2 separate regions of the Homo sapiens genome follow, and region 2 is linked to region 1. Evidence: chromatin loops called from intact Hi-C (ENCODE). Cell type or tissue: chondrocyte. All regions are shown on one strand. Links, peaks and the distances in the headings refer to the core of each region. The heading gives the core; the rest is flanking DNA. Region 1 holds the start of MIR6827 (microRNA 6827). Region 2 overlaps RYK (receptor like tyrosine kinase).

What was found. Hi-C counts contacts between places; a loop is a spot of excess contacts. Peaks named below come from ENCODE experiments on the same cell type or tissue, not always from the same donor. Only the 100,000 strongest peaks of a DNase experiment are listed, where the experiment ranks them.
Region 2: a loop joins it to region 1, with 2.2 times the contacts of the local background. A loop is called at or near these places in 11 of 110 quality-filtered maps.

Annotation. Positions count from the first base shown.
Region 1 is chr3:134,359,419-134,369,323 of GRCh38, forward strand. It overlaps AMOTL2 (angiomotin like 2), which reads right to left. Exons shown (of 10, transcript NM_016201.4): 3 at 8,079-8,385; 4 at 6,865-7,009; 5 at 6,399-6,491; 6 at 2,094-2,389; 7 at 688-995; 8 at 1-85. MIR6827 (microRNA 6827) reads right to left here and starts at 8,444; the gene lies at 8,386-8,444. RefSeq lists an enhancer at 72-632 and a silencer at 1,929-2,223. In chondrocyte, for the core only: CTCF peaks have their summits at 8,119 and 8,322; DNase peaks (open chromatin) are centred at 773, 2,103, 2,243, 4,833 and 2 weaker places.
Region 2 is chr3:134,236,750-134,246,654 of GRCh38, forward strand. All of the region lies in intron 1 of RYK (receptor like tyrosine kinase), which reads right to left. Among named protein-coding and RNA genes, the nearest start is that of RYK, 9.2 kb to the right of the region's middle. In chondrocyte, for the core only: no CTCF peak of the experiment used is centred there; no DNase peak of the experiment used is centred there.

The DNA of each region.
Region 1 (9,905 bases), core at 698-8,697:
CTTGCCAGGGTCTCTCCTGGAGCGCTGCTGAAGGACCTTGATCACTGCATCCTTCTCCAGGATCTGGGCATGGAGCACCTTTAACCTGAGGGGTGAGAGGCCATGCCCACATTGTCAGACCCACAGATCCAACAGCCTCCACCCTTCCTGCCTCATAGGAGTTAGAGGAAAAGCCCCCCCCAACTCCCCCAACCCTGCCAGGCTGGATCCTTCTGTGCTTGTAGCAGGGACCCAGAGAGGGCTTAGAAATGGCACCACAGCTCTGGAATTTGATGCTCTTAGAGCCCAGGCTCTGAAAACCACCAGTGCATAAGGCCCTGGGCCCTTCTCACACCAGCAAAGGCAGGCCATTAAGGATGGGTTCCAGATTCATCAGATGATAGTGGCGGCACAGCCCTCATCCTGGAGGGCGGCACTCCGGAGAGGGGAGGCAGGGCCCAAGCACTGGATGGCACCCAACACCTCCACAGTAAGAGTCTCCTGGGCAGACCAAGGACTCGGTATTTCTGGGCAAATGCATGTTTACAGTGCCTGGTGTGCCAATCATGCAGGTTCAGCTCAGAAGCAGGAGGGACTGCTGAGCTCTATGGGGAAAGGGGCCTGTTTATCAGGGATCAAGGGCAGGGCAGTGACTGGACATTGCCACCCACCCCCCCAACCTCAGGTGCCTGGCCTGCAATGCCGAACCTGCTTTCCATCTCCTGATGCCTGTGGCCACCAGTGAGCAGACCCTCATTGAAGCTGCTGCTGGGTGAGGGCTGGGGGGAATGTCGGATGAGAGTGGTGTCACGCTGAGCAGCAGCCGTGGCAGCCGCATCCATGGCAAACTGCCTCATGGCACGTTCCTCCAAATACTTCTGCTCCCACTTGGTCATGTCGGCCTCCAGCGCCAGGATCTGCTCCTCCTTCTCTCGCAGTTGTTCTGACAGTCGCAGGGCGCTGAGCTCTGGAGACCCACCACTGCCACTGCTACCACCTGGGGCACCTGCCTGTCTCTGCAGAGCAAGGAGTAGAGACCGTGGTCAAGGGTGCAGGTTGGGGTGTGGCAGCCACTGGTCTTCGCCTCCACACGACTGTCACTTGTACATGTACGTGTTCAGCCATACACAGCATACATTTCCCCATCCTTCCTCTACCGAAATGGGGATACAGCACAGGTCCCCATACCCCTGCCCTGAATCCTAGGGCAAGGGCATAGAGACCAGACAGATAATCCTCCAAACTGGCAAAGGGGGTGCTATCAATAATTATACTGGGAAAACTGGTGTACATTAGAACAGAACTGGGCAAACCAGGGGGTTCAGTCACACTACCTCTGTGGCAAGGGTAGGTTTGGGAGTGGAGAAATAACTCTATTTGGTTTGTAAACACCAAGAGTTGTTTACACAGAAGTCCGAAGTGAGGCTAAGCACAGTGGATCTGGACAACCATCTTTCCTCCCAATCTTGGGGAGGCATATAAAAGCTGGCTGGTGGCCAGACGCAGTGGCTCATGCCTGTAATCCCAGCACTTTGGGAGGCCAAGGTCGGCGGACCACGTGAGGTCAGGGGTTCAAGACCAGCCTGGCCAATATGGTGAAACCTCATCTCTACTAAAAATACAAAAATTAGCTGGGCGTGGTGGCGCACGCCTGTAGTCTCAGCTACTCGGGAGGCTGAGGCAAGAGAATGGCTTGAACCTGGGAGGTGGAAGTTGCAGTGAGCGTTCGCGCCACTGCACTCCAGCCTGGGCGACAGAATGAGATTCCATCTCAAAAAAAAAAAAGCTCGCAGGCCTTCTATATCCAGGTTCCTGACTTACTTTCTCTAGAGGTCAAGGACAACTAGCCCTGCTGCTGCCGAGGACAGGAGTCCCCCGAGGCTGGACATGGGCCAGGTGGCAGGGCCTCTACTAAGACAACGAGTGGAAGGGAGCACGCAGCAAAGGTGGAGCAGAGAGCAATCATCCTCGCCGCCTTCCAACGGGCCTGCAGCCTAGATCTAAGCAGGGGCTCCCGGGGCCTCAGCCCTGGCCTCCAAACCTACAGTCCCCGAGGAGGAAGGGAAGCCAACATCCTCAGATGCTGCCCTAGCCTGGAGACTTTCTCAGCTCACCTGCTGTGCACGCAGGGCCTTGAGTTCCTGCTCCAGGCGAGTCCGCAGACGCAGCTCCAGCTGCTCCCGCTTCTCACAGGCTGCCTGCAGCTGCCCGAGCGCCTGCTGCAGCCGCTCCACTTTCTCCACATAGGCCTGCTTCTTGCGCAGCTCCTCTTCGGCTCGAGCTGCCCGGCCCTGCGCATTGCCCAGAGCCTGCTCCAGCAGCTCGGCACGCCGCCGCTGGTCCTCGATGGCGCCGCGCAGCAGTGCCATCTCTCGCTCCAGCTTCTCTTGCTCCTGCTGCTGTTCGTAGCCTGTAGGGAGAAAGAGGCTTGATCAGTGACAGTGACCACGTTGGCTGGCCCCATTGCCTCCTGGGCTCAGTGCTGACCACTGGATGAGCACAGTTGCTTCTCATTCTCTCAAAAATAACAGGAATAAGGTACCACTATTAACCCTGTTTCATGGAAGAAGAAACCAAGGCTCATGTTAAGTCAGGAGTAAATGACAGAGCCCAATTCCAGGACCCTTGCAGTAACAACTGGGCTACCCTGCCTTTCTACTGGGACATACTGCCATGGGACAGCCCCAAACACCATCCACTTGTGCCAGGGGCACCATGTCTAAAACACATCCACAATATCCCTTGAACCTTGTGACGGCTCGAGACTGTTGAGGTAGGAACTGTGATGCCCATGTACAGATGAGAAAATAGAGACTCAGGTAGGCTGTGACATGGTCCTCCTTCCAGTGGGAGAATGAAAGAAGGGGGAACAGAACCACCATCGGCTGTCGGCACACCAGGCCCTTACACATCTTATTCCACGAATCCTCCAGCCCCTCCAGGGAGGATTTGGGATCCCCAACTTATAGGGGAGAAACATAGGAGGTGAATGGTGCTGCCAAATGGAAACCCCAGTTGGCCACACTACAAAGGCCCAGGCTGCCTCTGGCTACATGGTGAGGCGTTTGTACTTATAGGCCACCCAGAGCTCTGGGGCTCCTTCTGCAGACCCAGGCCGAGAGGTCCGTTGAGGGCTACATTTCCTTCCATGGTCTGAAAAGAACACTGAGATGTAAGCAACCAGGCTCAGAAGGAAATGCAAAGTCTGCAGTACAGTGAAAATGACTATGGCCCAAAGATTAGTGTGTAAGGGTCAAGCTATCCTGACTTTTAAATCATTTTGTTAATTGCCCAAAGAAACTGCTCAGAGGCCCTCTCCATAGGGCCAGGAGAAGCCCAAGCCAGACCACAGAGCCCTCCATCTGATGTTCTAGCCTTAAATCCACCTCCCAGGCACCTGCCCCTTGAGAGTCCCAGGCTGCCCCCTGAGGAGCAGGTCAGCTGCCTACCTTGCTGGAGAGCAGGTGGGGGGCAGGGCTATGGGCTCCCGCTAATGAACCTAAAGGCACTGTCTCTAGAACAGCATTCTGATTCAGTGGAATTTTCTGCCAGAGTGGAATTGTTCTATACGGCACCCTCCAATGCAGTGGCTACTAGACACACGTGCCACTGAGGACTGGAAATGTGGCTAGTAAGATGGGAGAACTGAATTTTAAATTTAATTTATTTTCATTAATTTCAATCTTTGGGCCACATGCAGCTAAGTACCTATCATATAGGACAGTGCAAGTTCTGGAACAGAAGGGTGAAGGCTTGAGACCTTGGCATGTGGAAGGGAGGATTCATTTACTCAGGTCCCTGGGGCAGGGCAGGGAGGACACAGAGGCAACTCAGGTTAGCTCTTGATTCATTTTGGATGTTTGAAGGCTGAGCCCAGGATGGTATCATTCTGTGGCATGGAGGAAAATACGAGGAAGTCCAATAATATTGAAACGGATGTGTTCATACTTCGCTGGCTTAACATCCATTGAGTGGGGTGTTAACATCCATTGAGGAGGGGCAGCCAGGTTGGGACTCAGGCAGGGAGGACCCTCCCCTAGTCCACCTGTGCGTTCAGTTTGCCCAGGGCCTGCATCTCATTTCAGCCTTAGCATGACTCTGTGGGGAAGGACTCTGTCTCATCTTATAGCTGGAGAATCTGGGGCGCAGGGAGAGAAGAAATATTCCCAAGGGGGTGGAGCTAACAGGCCAGCCTCAGGCCTCAAGGCCAGATCCCCAGGGGGCACTGCTGGCCTAGAAGGGCCAGAAGGGCAGTGCTGGGGGGCTGCGTGGCTTGCCTAGGAGGAAAAGCAGATGGCATTGGTGATAATGGCCACACTTTCCTAGTGTTGACTGACCCCAGATAAAAGGGAGGTCAATCAGACACCTCCCTTTGCAATAGCTACTAGGGAGCAAGGAAGAGCTGCTTGGGTTTCCTCAGCCCTGGGGGAGGAAGGGGCCGGAGGACCCAGCCCTCTGCTTCCAGAAGCTTCCTGCAGCCTTGTCCAACCTCTAAGGCCCTGGTGGGGGCTGGGAGGCTTTGAGCTCTGGCCATCCCCTACCAACAGGACCCTGATAAAACCTTGGGCCTGCGGGATCTCGGGAAGGAGAGCTCCTTAGTAAGAAATAAGTGGTCTGGGTGCGGGTGGGAAGAGGACGCCCGAAGGCCAGCGGAGGAGGGCAGGAAGGCAGGCGAGGCGCCGACGGGACCCGGGATGCGCCTTGGGCAGCGAGCGAGCCCCCACCTCCACGTTCCAGGCTCCCTTTGTGCTCACCCTCCCTCCTCCCAAAGCCGGGCGAAGGGCGCCAGGCAGCGCGCACGGGAGGGAGCGGCGGGGGGCGGGCCGGGAGCGGAACAGCTCGCGGCTCTGGAATGCCAGGCATCCAGGTCACCCGCGGCTGCAAGATTAATGGCTCCAGCGAGGAGCCAAGAACAGCTCGGCGCTCACTCGCTCCCCGGGGAGCGGAAACGCCTCCCGGCCGGCCCCCCTCTTCTCACCCACTAGCAAGCTCCCAGAAACCCGCCCCATGGCTTCCTTTCTTTGGCAGAGTCAGGCTCCAGAAGTCCGCCTTCCTCCACAGGCACCCTAATCTGCCGTGCCCTTGCAGCTTCTCCTCCCCAGACTCCTCAGGGAAACCCCAGGGCTGCCCCCTCCCCTTTCTCCCTCCTTCCCTTTGACTCCTTCCCAGAGACCTTAAGCCGCTGCCATCTCACCCCACCCAGCCAGAAGAGACCAGCCTACCTCCTGCCCCACCCTGTCAATTCCTTCAGTGCTGTGTTCCCCCATTCCCTGCCCTAGTCTTTGAACCCTCTTTGAAGGAAGATAGGGGTGCTGCCAGCCAGAGCTAAGTCCTCAAGCTGCTCCTCCATTTCTGCACCCCACACTACCCTTTGTGCCATTCACAGTAGGGTTCCTGTGAAGACTCAAAGCCATGTTTACCCAGCTACCAACCACTCCCATTCCACTTCTCTGCAAACACCTTGAACAGCACTAAAGCTCCTAGTAGGAGCTCAATAAATAACTGTTCTTAGTCTCTTCTGATTGCTAGAGCCTCCTGCTGCTGAGCTCAGGGCTCCCTTTGCCACCCACCCCATGTACCTCTTGAACTGCCCAATAGCTCCTTCACCTCTGGCTGGCTCTCCACCCCTGCCATCCCCACAGAGCCCCTCTCTCAGGCCACCGGGGCTCCTAATCACCGGTTTCTAGGGCCACCCCCGTTGTTCTTTTGCATCTGTGGGAACCTGCTCCTTTCTTAAGCTCACCACTTCCTTCCTGACCTCCCTGCCATGGTACCTTCCTGGGCCTGCTCCCATTCTCTCTTGAACATCTGCCAGTTGCTTAAAACACATCTGCTAATGAATGAATAAATGGACTAGTCAATGAACTTGCCCATTCTTCAAGGATGCTTAGACCGCCCCGTTTAGAATGCATCTGTTGGTTAAGGTCTAGGATCCCATTTTTGGCTGCCTCAGATGCCTCCACTTGGCTTGCTATGGCTCAGCTCCACCATGCCCCCCTACCTCTCACATTCCCATTGCACACTCCCGACCTTTCTGTTGCCAGGAACTCCCTGGGAAGCTCTCAGACCTGTCCTTCTCCTTCACCTCATCTGTCTTCAGGGCTACCTTGCCTCCCGCACTGCCCAATGCACTGCACTGGTGGTCAGCACCGAAGCTCAGCAAATCACTGCTCCCTGGCTTTCCCTCTTGTGTCAGCTGATCTTCTTAAAAGATACAGAACTAGATCCTATTCTTCTTTGGAAGCCACTTATCCCCACTATCCCCAGATCCAGTCTAGTGTTGGGCATACAGTGGGCAGTAAACCTGCTCCCAAAGTACTACTTTGCAAGGGGGAAGGCCAATCTTCCTAGTCCAGAGGGTGTGCAGCAGTCCCATTGCCTGCACACAGGCCAGGCTTCTTAGTGGGGCCCCTACTCACTCTGAGCAAGCAGCTTGGCCACCATGTCCTGACTGCCGGCCTGGGCCTCCTGTGTCTTGCTTGCCAGGCGGCGATTTGCAGATTCCAATCTCTCTGTTTCAAGGGAAGGAAAGATGTTTTAGTGTCAGGTGAAGCTGCCAGCTTGGGATTTTTCCTGACGTCCTATCAGGATGGGGCTGTATCCTCCATATTGGGGATGGGTTCATAAGGAAACCCCAGCTCAGCTCAGGGCCCCATGGGTGGGAGCCTCCTCTGTCAAGAGCCATCATCCCTGAGGGGATCCTAGGCCCAGTACATAGAGACAAGCATCTCTCTATCAGGGCAGCTCCAAAGGGGTCTCAGCCTGGCTCTCTGAGTTCATCTGCACTTTTGACAGAGAATAGAGATTCCCAATTTTTCTCTAGAACAAAAGAAGTAAGTCCTCTGCAGAGGTTCTCCAACCTCCACCTGTGTGACTGGCTCTCACCTCTAAGATCCCGGTTGAAGTCTTGCAGCCTCCTCATTTCACTGTCCATCTTGTTCCGCATGGTCTTCTCCAGGGCCTCACGCTTGGAGGAGGCTCTGGTCAGGCTCTCATGGGCCTCAGAGAGCCGCTGGATTTCGCTTTCCAGCTGCAAGAGTCAGACAGCAGAGCTGAATGAAGGCGAGAGCTCCCAGGGAGTGATTCGAGGCTGACCCACTACTCTCCATCAGAAAAGGTGACAGATGAGAGGCCACCAAACAGGAGCAAAACCTCCAGGTGACTATGGTGGGATGGTCAGAAGCTTGTAGCCTCCGGAAGTAGAATAGACTGCTGGGACCAGCAAGCAACGGTCCCATCGGCTGCCCCAAGGACCAGATGCTGAGTGAACCCAGGGCCAGGTACTTTGGAAGTAGCTGCCTGCGGGGTGACTAAACACAGCTTCCCTGTGCCCAGTGTCCAGAAGGAAACATTCTACTCTTGGCTGGCTTCCACCAAGAAACTGAGTACAGTTGGCCAGAAGTGGGCACCGAAAGACTCCAGCCATGATGGGGTGGTTTGACCTAACTTGGACACCACAGGACAGTCAAGGGAGGCCTGAGGCCATCTGCTAAAACTGAGCCTCAGCGGAAAACTGGTAACCCTTCACTAAAGAAGCGGGCACCAGGCAGAGCTGCCTCTGCCTGGTGTCCCAGGCATCACCATCCACCCAGAGGGCCAGCTGGGCCCCGGCTGCTCCTCCCACTTGGCTGCTGGCAGGTTCCGCACGTGCTCTTAGCTGGCCTGTGATTCCAACAAGTCGCCCATTTTTTTTCCAAGAGGAGAAGTTTTCTTTTTGGCCAGGGCTGGCCTGGAACAGACTTGCTGTTGTGTGGGGGACACAAAGGGCTCTCTGTGGGAGGTGTCCATGGGAGGGGGTGTGTGCAGGGCAAGGGTGCGAGTGTGCAAGGAGCTGGTGAATGGGCTCTTTCTAATCACCACTGGCCAGCAACTGTTCATGCTCCAGGCCTGCTCTGCCGGCCTCTCGGCTGTTCCCCAGCTGTCTGGAGTCAGCTCAGGAGGGTGCATGAGGAGTGAGGGAGGTGGAAGACAGAGGGATAGGGAGAAATCCAGCCAAACAGTTTTCAGGCTCCTCTGCCTCTCCTTGGACTACCCACTCCCCAGGTAGCCCCTCGGGGTCTCTTTCTGGTCTGCCCTTCTGAAGCCCCAGCAGGGCCTACCTTCTCAATGCGGCCAGCCTTCTCCGCAGAGCTCTCCAGCTCCCTCTGCAGCCGCTCATTGTCTCTCTGCAGCCTGGCATTCTCCCTCAGCACGGCCTCCATCTGGGCCAGGTGGGCACTGCCCGAGGTGGCTGAGGAGGCCTGGGCACTCACTGGCCCCTCCACAGCAGGTGGACTGAGGGAGCTCAGGGGGCCATGGCCGAGAGCAGCTGGATGTGGGGGAGGGGGGTGCTCCTGAGATTGCTGCAGGTACTGGTACTGCTGCTGCTGTTGGAGGAACACAGGAGGCACCTGGGCCTGCAGGATCCTGGGGAACAGAAGAGACGGTGCTCAGAGACAGCACAGACCCTCATGGCTCCCACCAGAGCAGCCCGGGGTCACCCCACTCCTAGGCATACTGGGAAGATGGTTAATTATTATCAATAATTAATATATTATTAAAATTACTGCAGATAATTATTCAACCCTCTAGTGTTAGGCAGGGACCAGTAGGGAAGGCCTTTTCCAAATGTTTCTGCCTGAGGCTCTCAAGAGTCAGACAGCAGGGCTAGAGGGGATTAATGTCAGGATGCTTGTTTCATACCCGCCTCACAGTGGCTGGGGCCTTGGGGATCAGCCTGAGCAATCCTGGGCCTCCTAAGCAACTAATGCTTAAATACATCATCTTAAAAAATGCACCCTGACACTTCTAATCAATGGAAGGTTATTTTTGGGGCTGGAGGCCATGTCAATCATGACTGAGCATATAACCTTCCAGGCCCCAGGACAACTTTGGTGGCTGGGCCCCAGCAGCAACCTTGTGTCTATTACACGAGTCGCCAGTTTCAAGACTGCCAAAGCAGCACTCATTTTCTCCTTCCTATTTCAAGTCCTGCCACCCCCCACCCCCCACTCACCCAGAGTCATTTTTAGAAGACTCCAGTTAAGGTTAGAGCAATGAGACAAATGTCAGGGTAAGAGTCTGAGCTCTAGAGTCTGACAAATAGGGGTTCAAATCCCTGCTCCAGCTGTTTAACCTTGGGCGAGTGCCTCAGCCCCACAGACTGGGCATTGCTCTGTTGCATCATGAGGGTCTCCAGCCTCGCTGGGATTTGTTGAGGATGACGCTATGTAAGGCCTGGCAGAGTGCTGGGCCAGTGCTGGGCGGGTGGCAGGTGCTCCTATAATGGTGGCCCATCCTCCATCTCTTCTAGTAGGAGCCTCAGTTTACCCTCAGTTTAGAGAACAAATGTGGCCCAAACTCTTGGTTTCCTTGGGAGTAAGGGCTGCCTCTGGACTACTGTGGTCACTGAGTTCAGGGGACAATATTCTATTGGCCTCTGGCACTGGTGTAACATCACCCCCAGGGCTCCATGTTGAGGGAAGGAGCAAAGGGCAAGAGGCACGGGGAGTCCAAGGGCCTTCCTGGGACCTTGTGATTCCCAGTGTCACAACTGCCTCAGTTTCACAAAGAATCTTCCAAGTCCCAGAAGCCCCGCAAAAACCGAATTCCCCTTCTGGGTGCATCATCTCAGCACTAATGCACACCCAGCCTGCCCCTGACTCTTGCTGCCATGCAGCCTATGGCCCCCCTGCTCTTCTCAGGACCCTAGGCTAGGAGTCTAGCCCGTTTCCTAACAAATAATCTTCACTGGATCATCTGAAAGGAGATATTGGGCAGATGTATTTCTCCTACTACCTAAGGTGGGGCTTCCAGTAAGAGCTGGGAAGAGGGTCCCCACTGGAGTGCTCAAACTCTCCATTCCACTGCTAAAATGGCCATTCTCAAGGTTGCTTCAAGAACTTGCTCCCCCCTGCACTGGGCCAGGCAGACACAACTGGCATTCT
Region 2 (9,905 bases), core at 1,375-9,374, 120 kb before region 1:
TCCAGAAAGAAAGTTACATATTTTGGGCTGATTAATTTTTGACAAGGATGCCAAGAGACAAGGGGGCTGTGCTGGAAAGCAGACAAGAACAAGAATGGACAGCCACGAACTAAAGAGGTAGCATTTTGTCATTAGAATGCACAGAATTTTTAAATTCTGATTTAGGATGAAAATACTTCAGCTGTTCAGTTACATTAACCAGACTTAAATTTCCCATTGCCAATTCCAGCAAAGGAAAAATGTTGCTCTCTTGTTAGAAAGCATGGCATTTTTTCAAAATTTTATTTTTAAACAACTCAAATTCAAAGCTAAAAAACCAAAGTTATTCTTGCAAAACTCTTAAGGCTTATCAAAAAAAATTCATTTTTCCCTAGACGATTTTAAGTTCAAATTTATTTCAAGGTCTGTGATCCACATGAACTGGCCTAACTCAAGTTCTAATAATTCAACAGTTCAAAAATTTTTTCCAAATGATTTTAAAAGTTGACTATTGGTTTCTCAAAGCTGTACATATGGTTCATTCGTGCTAAATCAGCAAACCATCTCTCTTTATTTTAAAAGCCACCTTTATAGCACTTAACAAAACATATTTCAGGGAGTTGTTTCAAATGTCCATCTTCCTATTACCTTGCACATCTCACAAACAAGGCTGGGGTCTTAGTTTACTTGTAACTACTTAAATATTAGATGCATGAATGGCTGGCTGTCGATAAAAGTCAACTACATCAAAGATGGGTTTTAAAGAAAATGGGTTTTAAAGAAAATGATACTTTAAAGAAAATGTCAAGAACCATTAGTTAAGGCAAAAAAACAAAAGTGATGTCATAGAAAGAGAACTAAAGCAGAGTTCACAGTTCTTACTTCCCTTCCCCTGGCTTCACCAGTAGGTAGCTGAATGACCTTTGGCAACCAATTACTTAACCGCCCTCTCTAGACAACAATTTTCTCAACTACAAAACAAAAAAGTTAAACCAGATGATGTTAATGTCCCTCTCCTCAGCCGCAAAATTCTATTACTCTATGATATCATCCATGGTTTCCTAGTGTCAGCCAAAACACTATTATTTTATTATATCATCCACAGTTTCCATATGCCATTTAAACCTTAAGTAAAAATTCATTTAGTCAAGATAATCTTCTAGATTCTGAGGACAGTGGTAATATGAGCCATTAATCAGAGAAAAAACCAATATCACTTAACATGTATTAAACCACTGAATACATTTTAATGAATGCTAAAAGGAAAGTAAACAAGGAGCTCTTATTTCAAATGCTCTTAGGTTATGGAAAGTAACAAGCTGAAATCGATAAAATAACAGTTTGTTCATCAGAATGTAATAAATCTAGCTGTGGTCATATTATGCCTAGAAAATTAGCTGAGACCTAATGTTTAACTACATTATAAGACAAGGAATTAAAATATTAGACTGTAGAACAGGGGCATCCTTTCCCCATAGTTGAATAAGCATGTAAATCTTCAATCCCATAGCTGTTCAAGCAATAATCTGTGGATTAAATATGATTTTTCGTGTAATTCTCTGCCACATTCTTCAGCATTTCCTCATATATTTGTCCTGCAACCCTAAGTGTCTTGATAGAACTGTCTTGAGAGTGTATGTTCATACACAGAAAGGAGGATTAGAGAGAGCTTTCCAGAGAAAGAACGTATGCATGACCAACAACAGCAGACAACATAAATATACCCCTTCTTCCCCTCCGTCCTTCAGACTGCCTTCTTTCTGCCTAAAGAAAAGCAGGTAAGCCTACCCTTTTGGTCCTGATAGGTGGTTTAGAAATCAGCTTCAAGAAGACATGGAAGGGAATCTCCTGTTCCTCCCAAGGAAAAGCCAGGAATCTGCAGGCACTAACTTTTCCTAACTGTGCCACTTCAGGAAGTAAACATGATATGTCGTCAAAATCAACACAGAACAGGCACAAATGTTAGAATACAAGCAAGGACACTGAAACAACTATTATACCTGTACTCCACATGGTCAAAAAGTTAAGTAGAATCATGGAAAATACAAAAAGACCCAAGTCAAATTGCTAGGGCTGAAAACTATACTGTATATAAGATGGAAAATAGACTGGATAGGACAGCAGGTTATGCATTTTGGGGAAAAAAAATTAGAAATTGTATTTCCTAGCTTTTCATTACTGATAAAGGCTTTTGCCGGAATCTCTCTTGAATACTTCACATCCTCCAATTGTAGCGTGGGCCAACAGTCTATTGAGAGACTGCTCTGTGCCAAGCCATAAGGTAGCCTCGGTGCAGTAGGGGAGAGACAAAATATGATGGGTGCAGTGATACAGGTCTGCTTATGCAGGGTATGGAGCTATGGAAGTCGACATGGGAGGCGCCTTACCCAGAGACAGCAAGGGAATGGGAGAGGCAAATTAGGCAACTCCAAAGAAAATAAGTTATCAAGACCAGGCATAGTGGCTCACACCTGTAAACCCAGCACTTTGGGAGGCCAAGGTGGGAGGATCCCTTGAGCCCAGAAGTTTCAGACCATCCTGGGCAGCACAGGGAGACCTCATCTATACAAAAAAAAATTTTTATATTAGTGGGGTATGGTAGCTCACACCTGTAGTCCCAGCTATTTAGAGGCTGAGACAGAAGGATCACTTGAGTCTGGGAGATCAAAGCTGCAGTGAGCCGTAACTGCATCACTACACTCCAGCCTGGGCAACAAAGAGAGACCCTGTCTCAAAAAGGGGGAAAAAAAAGAAAAGAAAAGCAGCTATAAAAAATTAACATATGTAAACTTCCATTAGTAAGTATAGCTTCAGTCTAATTTCCCTTTTGGATAATAACTAAGCAGGCCATGGGAAATGATCAACAGAATGATGACTCCAGTAAGGCACAGGATAGTGAATTTTTTTGTAAGTATGATTCACTTGTTTACTCATTTGTTCCACTTTTAATGAAAACCTACTACATGTCAGATACTGTTTTAGGTGCTAAAAATAGAAAGTGGAACAACCTAAAAAGTGTCTATTCAAACAGAACTTTCACTAAAGGAGATGGAAACAACCAAAAAAGTATCAGATGCTTAAAACAGTGTGATAGCACAGAGAGGCACTGGGGATCAACCCTAGGAAGATGAGCCTCTCTGGGGAATTGACATTTTAAGTTGAGATCTAGAAAGTACCAGCCATGTAAAGATTTGGGGAAAGAACGCAAGGCAGAGGTGCCATCTAATGTAGACTCCAGGGTGAGAAGGAGTCTGGCACCAAGGGAACTGAGTGGTGCAGGGAGGGGCAGGGATAAGAGTGGATCCAGGTCGTAGGCAAGAAGAGTCTCTACATATACATTTACATATTTATAAATCAGGAAAAGCTCAACAGCTTAGATATTTGATATTTATAAATTCTTAATTTCTTAATAATGTGCAATAATGGTTATTTTAGATTTTTTAAGAATTTCTTTCAGATATACATATTGGAATATTTTTATGAAATTATGTCTAGATTTGCTTCAAAATAATCTAAGTAGAGGATAAGGAGAGTGAGGGCAAATGAGTGGAGTAGGGGTAAGGTGGTAGAGATGAAACAGAATTGGCTATGAGTTGAGAACTGCTGAAGCTGGATGACGGGTATACAGAGATTCATTATATTATTATGCCTTATTTTGAATTTTTGAAATGTTCCATAATAAATACATTTTTAAAGCACCTTATTTAAAATATAAGGGAGGGAGTATTTATAAATACAAATGCCCCATTCACAGGGGACTTTTTAAAGGTGCAAACTACTGTCTATGATACTGTAGTGGATATAGGACACTATGCATTTGTCGAAACCTACATAACTTTTCAACAGAGTGAATCTTAATATATGCAAATTTTCAAAAAAATTCATGTAGGAGGTCAGATCTTAGGATGTAAAACAGAATATGACATATACCAGTTTTTGTGACACTCAGGTGTACCCATTAAGCTTTTCATCAGGAGTCCCTCAAAGGCCCCAAAAGTCTAGAGGTCCTAGCACAGTATACAAATTTTAGTATGTGTGGACATTCATGCCTTTTTCTAGGGAAAGGGCCTAAGGCTTTCACAAAAAAAGGCTGAGAACCACTGACATTTCTCCTTGCCTGCAGCTTCTTGGCTGAAAAGTAACCTTGCTATTGCTCTTAATCTAATGACAATATCTCATTCATTTTATGATTTCCCTGCAAGGGCATTACTACACAGCTATTGCTGTAAGCAAATAATAAATACCACCAGTGAATTTTACAATTCTGAAAGTTGTGACAAACACATGCATATGCACATAAAAAAGGTGGAGGCCTGGTATGGTGGCTCACACCTGTAATCCCAGCACTTTGGGAAGCCCAGACAGGGTTGGTGGGGGAGGGAAATCACTTGAAGTCAGGAGTTCGAGACCAGTCTGGCCAACATGGTGAAACGCCATCTCTACCAAAAAAAAAAAAAAAAAGATACAAAAATTAGCCACGCGTGGTGGTGCACGCCTGTAGTCCCAAGCTACTCAGGAGCCTTAGGCACGACAATCGCTTGAAGCTGGGAGACAGAGACTGCAGTGAGCTGAGATTGCACCACTGTACTCCAGCCTGAGAGAAAGAGCAAGACTCTATCTCAAAAAAAAAAAAAGAAAGGTGACAAACTATGTATTTAAGTTCCCTTTACAGTATCACCTTTTTATAATATCATATTTCATTTAATCTAAAGTACATCCTTATTTTTTGTGCCACTAAGAAAGAAAAAAGCTATTAACTGATGACTCTCCCCACTGATTATAACATGGTTCTGATTTCAGAGACGTTCAAATGTGGAAAACCTGTACCTCCTGTAATTAATTAAACATGGCATTCAAAACGTTAATTTACCTGAGCCCCATCTCAGATCAATTCAACAAATTGCTCAGGGTAGGTCAAGGAATCTGTAGTTTGTTAAAGCTTCTCAGATGATTTTGGTTAAAGACTAAGTCAACTGTCAACCTTCAAAGGCAGCACAGTAGAGAAAGCACGCACTTTGGAGTCACATAGCCCCACACATCTCTGTGACCTACAGCAAATTCTGTTAATTGCCCACAACCTCAGCATCTCAGCTTTATCTGTTTAAAAACAAACAAACAAAAAACAGTCAATGCCACCGACTTCCTATGGTTGATAAAAGAGAACATATGTAAAGTACCTGGCATACAGCAAGATACGCTCTTCCTCCTCCTCCCTAAATTACAGGTGATCCCTAACTAGAGACTTGTGTGCTGTCTATTCCAGCTTAAAATTTATATAAGAATGAGAATGAGGCCGGGCAAGGTGGCTCACGCCTGTAATCCCAGCACTTTGAAAGGAGGCCAAGGTGGGTGGATCACCTGAGGTCAGGAGTTCAAGATTGGACTGGCCAACATGCTGAAATCCCATCTCTACCAAAAATACAAAAATTAGCTGGGAATGGTGGTGGACGCCTGTGATCCCAGCTACTCAGGAGGCTGAGGCAGGAGAATTGCTTGAACCCAGGAGGCAGAGGTTGCAGTGAGCCGAGATCATGCCATTACACTCCAGCCTGGGTGACAAGAGCAAAACTCCGTCTCAAAAAAAAAAAAAAGATAAGAATGAGACCTATGAAATCCACTCAGCATTATCACTGCTGAACACACAAAAAGAATCATTCAACAACTGTTTATTATGTAACTGAGCAATACACACACGTTTATTTTGGCACATTTTAAGAGGACCTTCACAAATGAATGCTGTTTAATAAAATTTTTATTAGAAAATATTGCACTTGATTTACATCAACAACGCACAAAAATGTATACCTTTAAGTGTGACATAATTTTAGAGTAGCTAATGGTTCTGTTTCATGTACAAGTTTTTGTTTTGCTTTAGGATGTGTAGCTGGCAAGATTTTTCAGAACATTGGCGTAACTGCATCAAAACACCAAAAGTAATGCTATGGAACTTCTCAACTCAGGTGCCTGAATAAATACTCACATGTTTGATTTGTCCCAAAAGTGATTCTTAAAATCCAAACAGCATTTTAGGCAGCACCTTTGGAATTGACCAGTCAACTCAGGATGTGACTCACAGGGGACAGGTTTAGCCATAATTGGATAGAGTTCTCTCACATGTGTAGCATGAGGAAAAAAAACAACCCTCAAACCCACAATTGCACAATGTCTCTGCCTGTCTCCCAATGAAGAACACATGGATTCAAATAAATACCAACTCCACCAAAACGCCTAGGGTTAAGGATTTGCTGCAGAGTGCTAACCTCCCAAAAACCCACCCAGGATCTGGGCCCTCTGGCAGGTTATGCCAGACTCATGGGCAGAGGACACCTTCAACCCTCCACCCCTCCTCCCCACCAAGCATGGGCTCTGAGATTTAGGAGAGAGGGGTGCTGGGAGGAGAGGAATACATGGTTCATCTCCTTTTTCTTTCCCTTGACCAACCACTTCTCCCAAAAGGAAAGGGTCCTTTGGTTCAGTTGCCCAAATCTGAAACCCTAGATTCCTCTGTGACTCCTCCCCTTTCTTTAGCCCTAAAGTCTCTTCTACTAAGTCTTCTCCAAACTCACCAAATTCCTCACAAATCCATCCCACCCCTTCAACTGCCTTAGTTGATCCCTCTTATCATCACAAGGTTGGCTCTATCTCATTTCCCAGATCCAGCATTTCATTCTCCAAAGCCATCCTTTTCACTGGGGCCAAAGTTATCTTCCCTATAACCCAGACCTGACTGCGCACTCTCCTAGTCTGCATTCTTTAGCAGCTCACTGAAGAATTCACCTGTAAGAGTTCAAATTCCTACTCTAACCTCAGCCTACCTTCCAGCTTTATCCTGTGGCGCTCCATGGCTTTGCTAATTTTTCACCTCAGCCACATTAGATTTTTCCTACCCCACAATTTCACACAGCTGCTTCCACCCTCTATGTCTTTGTTCACACTACTTTCTCAGCCTGGTATGAACTGCTCTTTTCTGCCTATCAAATTCATCCTTCAAGATGAGGCTCAAATGTCTTTTTTTTCCCTGGGACAAGTTTCCTAAACTCTCTAAGCCTGTCTCCCCTCCGCCCTTTCCACAGTCAAAAGTAAGTGCTCCTACAATAACTTATGTCAACCAGCAATATAACTCTTATCTCTGTTACAGTCATAAATGCAAGTCTCCCCTACAAAATTCTGAGATCTTCAGGGAAAGGAGTGTAATAATTTTGAATTGTCATTTTCTACCACAATATATGGTACTTGGTTTAGCTTCAAAAAAATTTTCTGGACTGATTTGGGACACAGTGATTTCAACTAGTATTGACTTGATTTTAAATAAAATGTGAACATTCTTGACTTTTCCAGAAGATATTTATTTTAAGAGGAGAAGCAAGTTATCCAAAGTTAATTTCTAACTGGTGGGAGATGGGGCCTCTTCCCAAAAGTCCCCCTGACCCCTATCACCACCACCACTGTTGGCATAACCAGTTTATACCATTCCCCACCCACCCACCAGCATGTTCTTCCCAAGCTTCTGGCACTGCCCAGCCATATGCCACCTTCACAGGCTCCGGAATTCCACAGAGCTCAGTACAATGAAAATTATCAATTAAAGAACATGGGAGGATGCAAGAATAATTAGCATAATAATAAAGACCACAAACAAGCACCTGTGGCAGGAGGCTTGCGGTTCTACTCTTTGAGTTTTTGGTTAATTGCACTCCTCCAGAGCTGATAAAGAGACAGTATGAATTCAGGTCTCAGGCAGGACTGAGTCAAGACCTGGCCTTCTACTCACTGTCCAAAAGGCCCTGAATCAGGGTCCTCATCAGTAAAATGCAGAAATGAATGCCTACATTGCAGCCTGTTATGCAAGTAACAGGCTTGTAAATGCAAGCGATGAACCAGGGCCCAGGAACACAGGAAGGCCAACCAGAGTTTAAAAGCTTCTGAAGCTTTCGGTGTTTCAGAACTTATACACTTCCATCAGGACCGTGTGCCCTACTACTACCAAAAAACCAGGCTAGTCATTAATACATACCTACTCTAAGATTATTGTTTTCTCATTTCTCTGTGTCACCCCAAAATTTCTATGTTGAAATCCTAACCACTAAGGGATGGTATTAGCAGGTAGGGCCCTTTGGGAGGTGATTAGCTCATAAGAGCAGTCCTCATGAATGGGATTAGAGCCCTTATAAAAAGACCCAGGGGAGCTCGTTTGCCCCTTCCACCATGTGAGAACACAGGGAGAAAGCAGTATCCATAAACCAGGAAGAGGGCTCTCAGCAGATATCAAATCTACCAAAGCCTTGATCCTGGACTTCCCAGCCTCCAAAACTGTGAGAAATAAATCTCTGTTGTTTACAATCCACCCAATTTATGGTACTTTGTTACAGCAGCCTGAGCAGACTAACACTCATCTATAAAATGGAAATGACAGTACATAACACAGGGATGACCTCTATGCCCCACACAGACAAAAGACAGCACTTTTAAAAGTGTCAACTACTACTACAACCACCATTAACTACTCGTAATATTGTTCATATAAAAAGACTGCCACACGTCATCTTCAATAGTTAAACCCAAACCCTAACTGCCATTTACACATTGTGGAATGACCATAATCCCTTACCTCCATTTCCTTCCAAAATTCCTCTAAAATGATAGTTTAAAAAAAAAAAATCACAAAGACATCAAACCATAAGGACAAACAGAAAAGGAAAGACAACATGCTTTTTTAAACAAACTTTTGCAAGATGGCAAAGTACTTGAAGGAATGGTCACTGCCCCTCAGGACCTCCAAGAGGCTCAGGTCTTGAGGCACCAAGGAGATGCCAAAGGCTGATGTGAGGCTTAGCCTAGACAAGGGGGGAGCCACCGAAAGAGGTGTTCAAAGCTTTTGGATCCCCAGTTCCAGCAGGAAACCCAAAGTTTTTTCTGAAGAAACTGAATCACAGTGACAGGAGAACTGTAGCCAGAAGTCGAAGGCTACAGCCTCCATCCCTCCCTCAGCCAGGTAACCCAAACCCTGGCAGCTGGCATATCACCAAGCATACCAGAGGCAGGAGATGATGATTTCTTCATTGTGAACACTGGCCCCAAACGAGATGTAAAGGTGTTGATATTCGGGGCAGACTCCCAATGAAAAGTCCACCTGAACTCACAAGTCACTAGACCACCAATACACACATGTTCTCTCCTCTGCAATCAGCTCCTCAGGATCTTTTTCTTCATTATAGACAGTCAAGGATCACCAGATATTTATGACTTAAACAAACAAAGAAAAGATCCCTGAAATGAATAACCACACTGGAGGAAACAGAAGAAATATTAAAAATATATTAAACACAAAGAAAAAATAAAAATACACACATCAGAGATAAGTAAAGATAATACATCCATAAAATAAGATGCAATGAAATGGAAACAGAAAAAGATTCTAAAATTTAAAAACATGATCATTAAAATTGAGAACCATTCCCCCCCTCCCACTCCTTCCAGTACAAAGAAATACGTAAGACATGAGATTAGTTAAGAAAATTTAAAGATCATTTGTAGTGGGTTCAACAACCAAACCAACAGACATCTCAGAAAGAAATACACACACACACACACACACACACACACACACACACACACAGAGAGAGAGAAAATAAAGGGTGGGAATTATTAAAAAAAAAAAAAGCATTTCTGAAAACTAAAAAGAGTCTCTAGATTGAAAGGACCCACTAAGGTAATACAAGAAAGAAAAGGAAGAAAGGAAGGAAAGAACCAACCAACCAACCACACAAAAACTTATAAAACTTCAGAATGCCAGAGAAAAAGAACCTGAGCTTCAAAAAAACAGAAAAAAAGAGGCATCAGAATGGCTTTGGACTTTTCATCAAAAACCCTTAAGACAGAAAACTGTGAATATGCCATCAAAATTATGAAAAAATGTATTTCTACTT